Linked DNA regions of Homo sapiens: region 1 is linked to region 2. The links are chromatin contacts, found by Hi-C or POLR2A ChIA-PET in ENCODE. All regions are on one chromosome and are shown on one strand. Each heading gives the region's core, a stretch centred on a gene start or an enhancer-like site at or near the end of the contact. The rest is flanking DNA. Distances are from core to core; before and after follow the strand shown. Region 1 has its middle 240 kb from the start of LINC01994. Region 2 has its middle 140 kb from the start of LINC01206.

Region 1 (3,169 bases), core at 108-2,607, 150 kb after region 2:
ATAGACATGCTTATAGGAATTTTAATATTTCAAGAATAATGTATAAGTACGTCTAAATAGATGTGTATTTATATACCTCTATAAAATATACGTATATATTTGAAATCTGCATGTATCTATGTGATTATGCACTAATTCTAGTCAGTAAAACAGCTCATTAAGTGCTCCTAGTAGTTTGTGTGTGTGTGTGTGCTGTTTTGAGGACATGATTACAGCATATACGATTTAATTTAAACAATTGAGATAATACTATGGAAAAACTCAAATGCACTTCATATGAATTTTTCTTTTACTTTCTTTTTTTTCCCTGTTTTTTTAGTAGGCTCAACCATGAAACACACAAAAATATGTTCATTACATTTTTTCTCAGAGGAGGCTTTTCAACAATAGATAAAGCATCTCTATTTTTCTTTAAAAAGACCAAAAGAAGCAAATTTTCCATTTTCCTTTACAAGCAACACTGGATTTTCACATGCAGATTTTAGCATAAAACATCTTCTCACTGTGGGAAAAGTGGTGCATTCTTGTACAAATTAAGATAGATAATTCTTATACTAACACGCGTATTATAATATTAAAACATATACGGAGGTGGATGGAAGGCTAGTGTTTATTAGACTATTTCAGCTCTTCATAATCTGTTTGCTTACTCCTATAGCAACTTGTTGATAATAGGAAGTCTTTTGTGAGAAACGGCATGAAAAACAATAAAAAGCATCAGATTTAATAAAGTATCTAAGGAAAGTCTTAAAATGACACCCACACTATGAAGGGAAAGCCAAATTTGCTTTTTCTGAGGGGAATTTGTGTTCGTCAGGAAGGGTTCCTGGAGGCTTTGTTTTGAGGCCTTGATGTGTGACCAGTGCGCTACGGGCCGCCCTTCACCCTTGCCCTTCTTCTACCACGGCTCTGCCCACCCATACTGACACCGCAGGGGGAAGGGTTTCAGAGCAGAAAGAATCAAAAGCTGAGGGACGGGGGAAAAAAAGTGCTTTTCAGGGTCTGATGTGTGGGAATCAAATGAGAGGCCTAGCTCAAATCCGGTCGCCAGGCAACCAAAGTGATATGCTGAGGGAATATCATTAAAGTTGGAAAGTAAGCAGTCTCTCTGAATTAGTAAACCAACCACAGGATCGACGATACACCGAACTCTCTCAGTGCTGGAGCGCAATTTCTCCAAGGAGGACAAGCGGGGGGCTTTGCTAAGTGTAAGGGGGAAAGGAGAGGGAGAGGGAGTGAGAGAACGCAGCTGATTTGTAGAGTTTTTTCATAAAAAAAAGACAATGGCTGTCCAGACATGGAGTTGGTGGTGAAATATGGTAACTGCCACGGCTGCAGCTGGCTCTCTGACACAAGATTAATAAGTTGCCGTTTCCTAGCCGACCAGAACCTAGTGGGAACTATCCAGCATTTTATCTTGAATTGTGGGTAACAGCCTTACTGCAAGCTGGCCTAGTTTACTGCTCTGTTTTTTCCACATCTCCCAAAGTGCAGCAAACATCTGTGACTCTAATGAGGTCATCATTGAGGGTGTCCAGCGAGCTGGGCCCTGAGAACTGACCTCACCTCTGCCTGAACATAAAGTACAAGTGCTGTGGGGAAGCAGGACAAATTAAATGGGGGAGCTGGCACTTGGCTGTGAGTTAAGCTCTTAAGAAACTTTTTGCTGTGATTAAAAAAGAGAGGGAGAGAGAGGGAGAGAGAGAGAGAGAGATTGAGGTTCAGAAATGACAGTACAACAAAGCAGTAGCAAGCCTACAGAATTACATTTAGGCCTCACTGATGAATATTATCACTGACATGAACAAGCAAAGCTTATCTAGGCCTTCCTTCTTGAAAGGCTGAATAAAATTGAATTGCCAACTTCTGCATTTTACCACATTTTGGTGGAAATGTCTCAGAGACCTACATGATTTAAAAGGAAACCTGGGAGAATTCAACCACAAAGTGTATATATGTGTTTCTGACAGCAAAATTTCAAGCATTATAAACCATGTCATATCATTTATAAGTAATTTGATTACAGACACAGAAAACAAATCAAACTTCTCCAGATAGGTCTTTCTTTTCCCTGCAGTTATTCCAACAGAGGCATGGTTTTTATAAATAACATGACCAGGCAAACATGCAAACACAACCCAAAACTGCATTCAAACCAGTGAACTATAATAATTTTGTTTAGTCATCAGAGGAAAGAACATTGAAGACGTGACTGTACCCACTGATTTCTTAAAACAGTCCATTTCAATGGAGTGAGAAATGTAAGCTTTCAAAAGGAAGAAAAATGTTTTAAGTTTGGAAGAAAAAAAGCATATTTCTGAAAGTTTTCTCTATCATTTAATATGTAAGTGTATCAGCCACATGTTGAACATGTATTGTTCATTTTAGCTACATCTGCTCTCAGTGAGAACAGTCATTCTTGATTCCTAAAAAAAAAAAATGGCTATGTGGATAAAGTCCAGAAGGAGAAAAAAAGATGGAGGTCATCTTCAAAACTCATCTAGAAACCTTCATTCATATGTATTAACTCACTATGTATGCAGATGTATTTTTCCCTGGGAGCAAATCCATGAAGCCCAGAATGACATGTCACAGTACTTTTACAAAGAGTTTGATTTTTAAAAAGTAGGCATATGACGAGATTAAATCTGGCAAGTTTTTATCTTATTATTCTCATATTATTATCAGGCTCACTGCAGCCTTGACCTCCCTGGCTCAAGAAATCCTTCTACCTCAGCCTACTGAATAGCTGGGACTATTGGCATGCACCACTACCCCTGGCTAATTTTTTAAAAAATCGTTTTGTAGAGACAGAGTCTCACTATGTTGCCCAGGCTGTTCTCAAAGTCCTGGGCTCAAGTGGTCCACCTGCCTTGGCTTCCTAAAGTGTTGGGATTACAGGCATGAGCCACTACACCCAGCCTCAGTATTATTAGACCAGATCTGATGCAAGAGATACAGAGGACTTGCAATAGAAATGTAATCACTTTCTCAAAAGCTAGAAAATGTTATACAAAACTTTTGTTTGACTAAATATGTAGTATAGGTGGCTGGAGACTGAGAGGGCAAGAGCAGATAGGCTAGATAACAGAAAGTGTTAGCTATTTCTGTTTGATATGAGCCTTTCCACTGTGATATCAAGAGGGAAATCAAGGAGCTGTCCTAAACT
Region 2 (3,269 bases), core at 653-3,152:
TACAAACCACATAGGAACTAGAAATTCATAAGAAAGACAAAAACATAATATTAATATAAAAATAGATTTGAAGAGGTACCACATAAAAATGGAAATAGACATGACCAATAGACATTTGAAAAGATGCTCAAACTTCTTAGTAGTTAGAAAATCCAAAATCACAATACATCCAAGTGCTACTTGTCAGATTTGCAGAATATAAAACATCTAACAATGTCAAAGATTTGTAAGAATCTGGAGCTTCAGGAACTCTTATGCCCTGCAGCTGGGAGCCCAAAGTGGTAAAATCATTTTGGAAAACTATTTTGCATTATCTAATAAAATTTAAAATGTGCACACTGTGGAACACTCTTCCTCTGATATCCACATGACTTCTGCCTCATCTCCTTCAAGTTTTTGTTCACATGTCACGTGCTCACCACGTTACTCTTTCTGACCACCCTATGTAACATTAGAAACTGCCCAGACACTTCCTATTTCCTCCCAACTTCATTTTTCTCCATAAAACTTATCACTTTCCAACAGATATAATTTATATATTTATTTTGCCTGTTTCCCTTTACTAGTACATAAGCACATGAAGTCAGAGACTCCTGCCTGTTCTTTTTATGTATGTGTGCTTAGAGTATAAAATATTGCCTGACACAGAAAAAAACTTGTTGAATTAAATACCTTATGGTCCAGCAATTCTGCTCAACATGTACATCACGGAATAACACAAAACAGGAGACATGCACAAGAATGCTTGTAGCAGTATAACTTGTAATGGGAAAAAACAAAAACACAACACAACAAAACATTTTTTTAAAAAAAGTCCTTAGCTGTACATCAACAAAAGATTGAATAATTCATTGTGGAATATTCACATAAAGGAATATTATATAGCAATTAAAATAGATGATATATAACATGAATTCGAAAACCTAACATTGAGCCAAAAAAGAAGTCTCACAAAAATACAAACAGCATGAATCCATTTATTTAAATTATGAAAACTTGCAAAACTAAGTAATACATTATTTAAAGCTACGAAAAACGTAAAGATGAACAGGGAGTTATAAGTAAGCAATTCAGTGACGTTTACTCTTGAATGAAAAGGAATGCCCATAGGTGGTGTTGGTCTTCATTCTAGTGGTAGTCTTCTACTTTACACTCTACATATGCATGCAATTGAAGCAATGAGTTCATCAGAGCCTGTAAGTTCCTACTGGGCTTGATTGTGCTGAAGTATTTAAAAAGTAGATTTCACCCACAGGTTTTAATGTGTCTGGGTGTAGACTTACTTCTGAACTATGTAAATATTCCTTGTTGAATTGAGCAGCCTTTAAGAAGTAGGGTGGCCACAAGGTTATTTGCTTCGTTGGGGTTCCCACAATCTCTATTATCTCTAGACTCCCACAGACCGCTGCACTTTGGGATGGAGAGCCTGAATAATTCAAGTCCGAGTTCTGATGATACTAACCAGTTGCTGTCATGTTGGCAAGAGACACTTTATACAAAGGAGATTTACTAAATTTTACAGTGATCCTACTATGAGATAGTATTATTATGTCCATTTTACAGATAAGAAAACTGAGACAGAGAAATTGAGAATCTTGCTCAATATCCATAGCTGATAAATTTTAGAACTAAGATTCGTGCCTAGGTCCGCCTGACTCCAGACGTTTTTCTTTCCTGTCAGTCAGTCTCCTCTTAGCTCCCAGAGCTTCTGCTGTTCCAGCTAATTTGTTCCCTCTGTATCTCTCAGTAATTTTCCACATATAAAGTATTTTACAAATTTGACCCAAAGGAAGAAATTGGGTAGAGAGGAAATTCACTGTTTCTGCAGGAAAAAGGGCTGCAGCACACACCCATCTGTTGTTTACCGAGGCTGAGAAGGCTGAATGGTTCCCAGTAAGCAGTGTCTGCCTTCTGCATTTTGCTTCTTTGGAAGATGTTTCTTGTCCTGCCCCTCACCACCCACTCGCTTCTGTCTGGTTCCTCTTTTGCTGGCCCTCTTCCCATAGCAGTTAATGTTTGCCCTGCAAGTGCCAGAGCATTCATCCTTTCTTCCTTGAATGATGTGCCCATTTGCATATCATGCAAACAGCCCAGCTGCTGAAGTCCCAGATAGGGTAAATAACGGTCACAGTGTTTGTGCTGATTCCTCCTGGGGCCTTCTGGAACCTGCTGCACAGCTCCAGGGGAGAAAAATCGTTTTGTTGGAATCTCTGCTCTGATCTTGTGACATCATGAATGAATACTTGTGCTAAAAATGCACACGTAACCCTTTCCATGTAAATATGTGCTTTTGAGCCTAATGACGTAGGAAGGTTTGTAGATGGAGACAAAATGCCCACTATTATTTTTGCTTTGTCTAACTTATTTGATTTTTACTTTGGAATATGTTTTCTAAGTATACATTCATTTTAAAAATTCAGTAAAAACAATAATTTAACATAATTCCACAAACATTTAAATATTGTTTTCAAATGTAATCAGTTATACTCTTTATGCATCTAATATATCAATTTTATAGTAACAACACATGGCAATGAAAAAAGAACTTAACACCTGGCAATGAAAAAAGAATCAGTAAACCTATACTGAAACAGATTACAAAGTTTCTACCACCATTGATTTGTTTTTTACTTTCTTTATTATCCTTTCAATTAAGTTTTTTCTCTCTTATTTCTTCCCAGGAGTACAACTTACACACCAAACCTCGAGTGAGAGTAGTCATTTCTGGACCAGCTGAAGCTGTAGATTATCTAGTGGGATACACTCCTGGTTACAACTACACTTTTTCTGTTACCGTAGAACCATTCAATTTGTTGGCTTTGAACTCAATACGTTTTGTTTTTTGTGATCCCAATCAGTGCTCACAAATGATGCTTATTTTGAATCTCATTTTTGTAATATAGTCTGTCTTTTTTGAATTTTTTTCATTTATCAATTAAGATGTACAGTCTCTTAATATTCATTTTTATATGAATGCATAAATATTTCTATTTTAGGTCATGTATACTTTTAAATATATTTATATATTATATATAATTATATATATTATACGTATTTATAATTCATTTAACAAGCTTCTAAAAATCTGATCATTAGTCATTTAGGGTCAGCCTAGGTGAAGCTCTGATAAAAAAAAATCAACGATCAGATTGTAGAAGCTGCCAAATCTCCAGAGAGCCTAATGAAAATATCTAATTATTTTACATTTTAATGTTCTGGTTTATATAAATGTCATTGCCCTAGAATGATTTTACCAACAACTGTTTTGA

The links. Hi-C counts contacts between places; a loop is a spot of excess contacts on that map. ChIA-PET counts read pairs that join two places held with the same protein, here RNA polymerase II (POLR2A). Pooled maps may share reads with other maps.
Region 1: a loop to region 2 is called in a map of dorsolateral prefrontal cortex, with 2.0 times the contacts of the local background. The contact joins two enhancer-like sites. A Hi-C loop is called at or near these places in 4 of 168 maps with a recorded cell type or tissue (dorsolateral prefrontal cortex, posterior cingulate gyrus and sigmoid colon) and 1 of 50 pooled maps. POLR2A ChIA-PET finds 5 or more read pairs at or near these places in 1 of 52 experiments (OCI-LY7).

What each region holds. Positions count from the first base shown.
Region 1 is chr3:182,240,879-182,244,047 of GRCh38, forward strand. No RefSeq gene overlaps it. Among named protein-coding and RNA genes, the nearest start is that of LINC01994, 240 kb to the right of the region's middle. RefSeq lists an enhancer at 108-2,461. Within about 2 kb of position 1,358, at least 8 of the 41 ENCODE cell types and tissues checked have a DNase peak (open chromatin) inside an H3K27ac peak, as active enhancers do; they include dorsolateral prefrontal cortex, where a contact is called at or near this core.
Region 2 is chr3:182,090,814-182,094,082 of GRCh38, forward strand. No RefSeq gene overlaps it. Among named protein-coding and RNA genes, the nearest start is that of LINC01206, 140 kb to the left of the region's middle. Within about 2 kb of position 1,903, at least 3 of the 41 ENCODE cell types and tissues checked have a DNase peak (open chromatin) inside an H3K27ac peak, as active enhancers do; they include dorsolateral prefrontal cortex, where a contact is called at or near this core.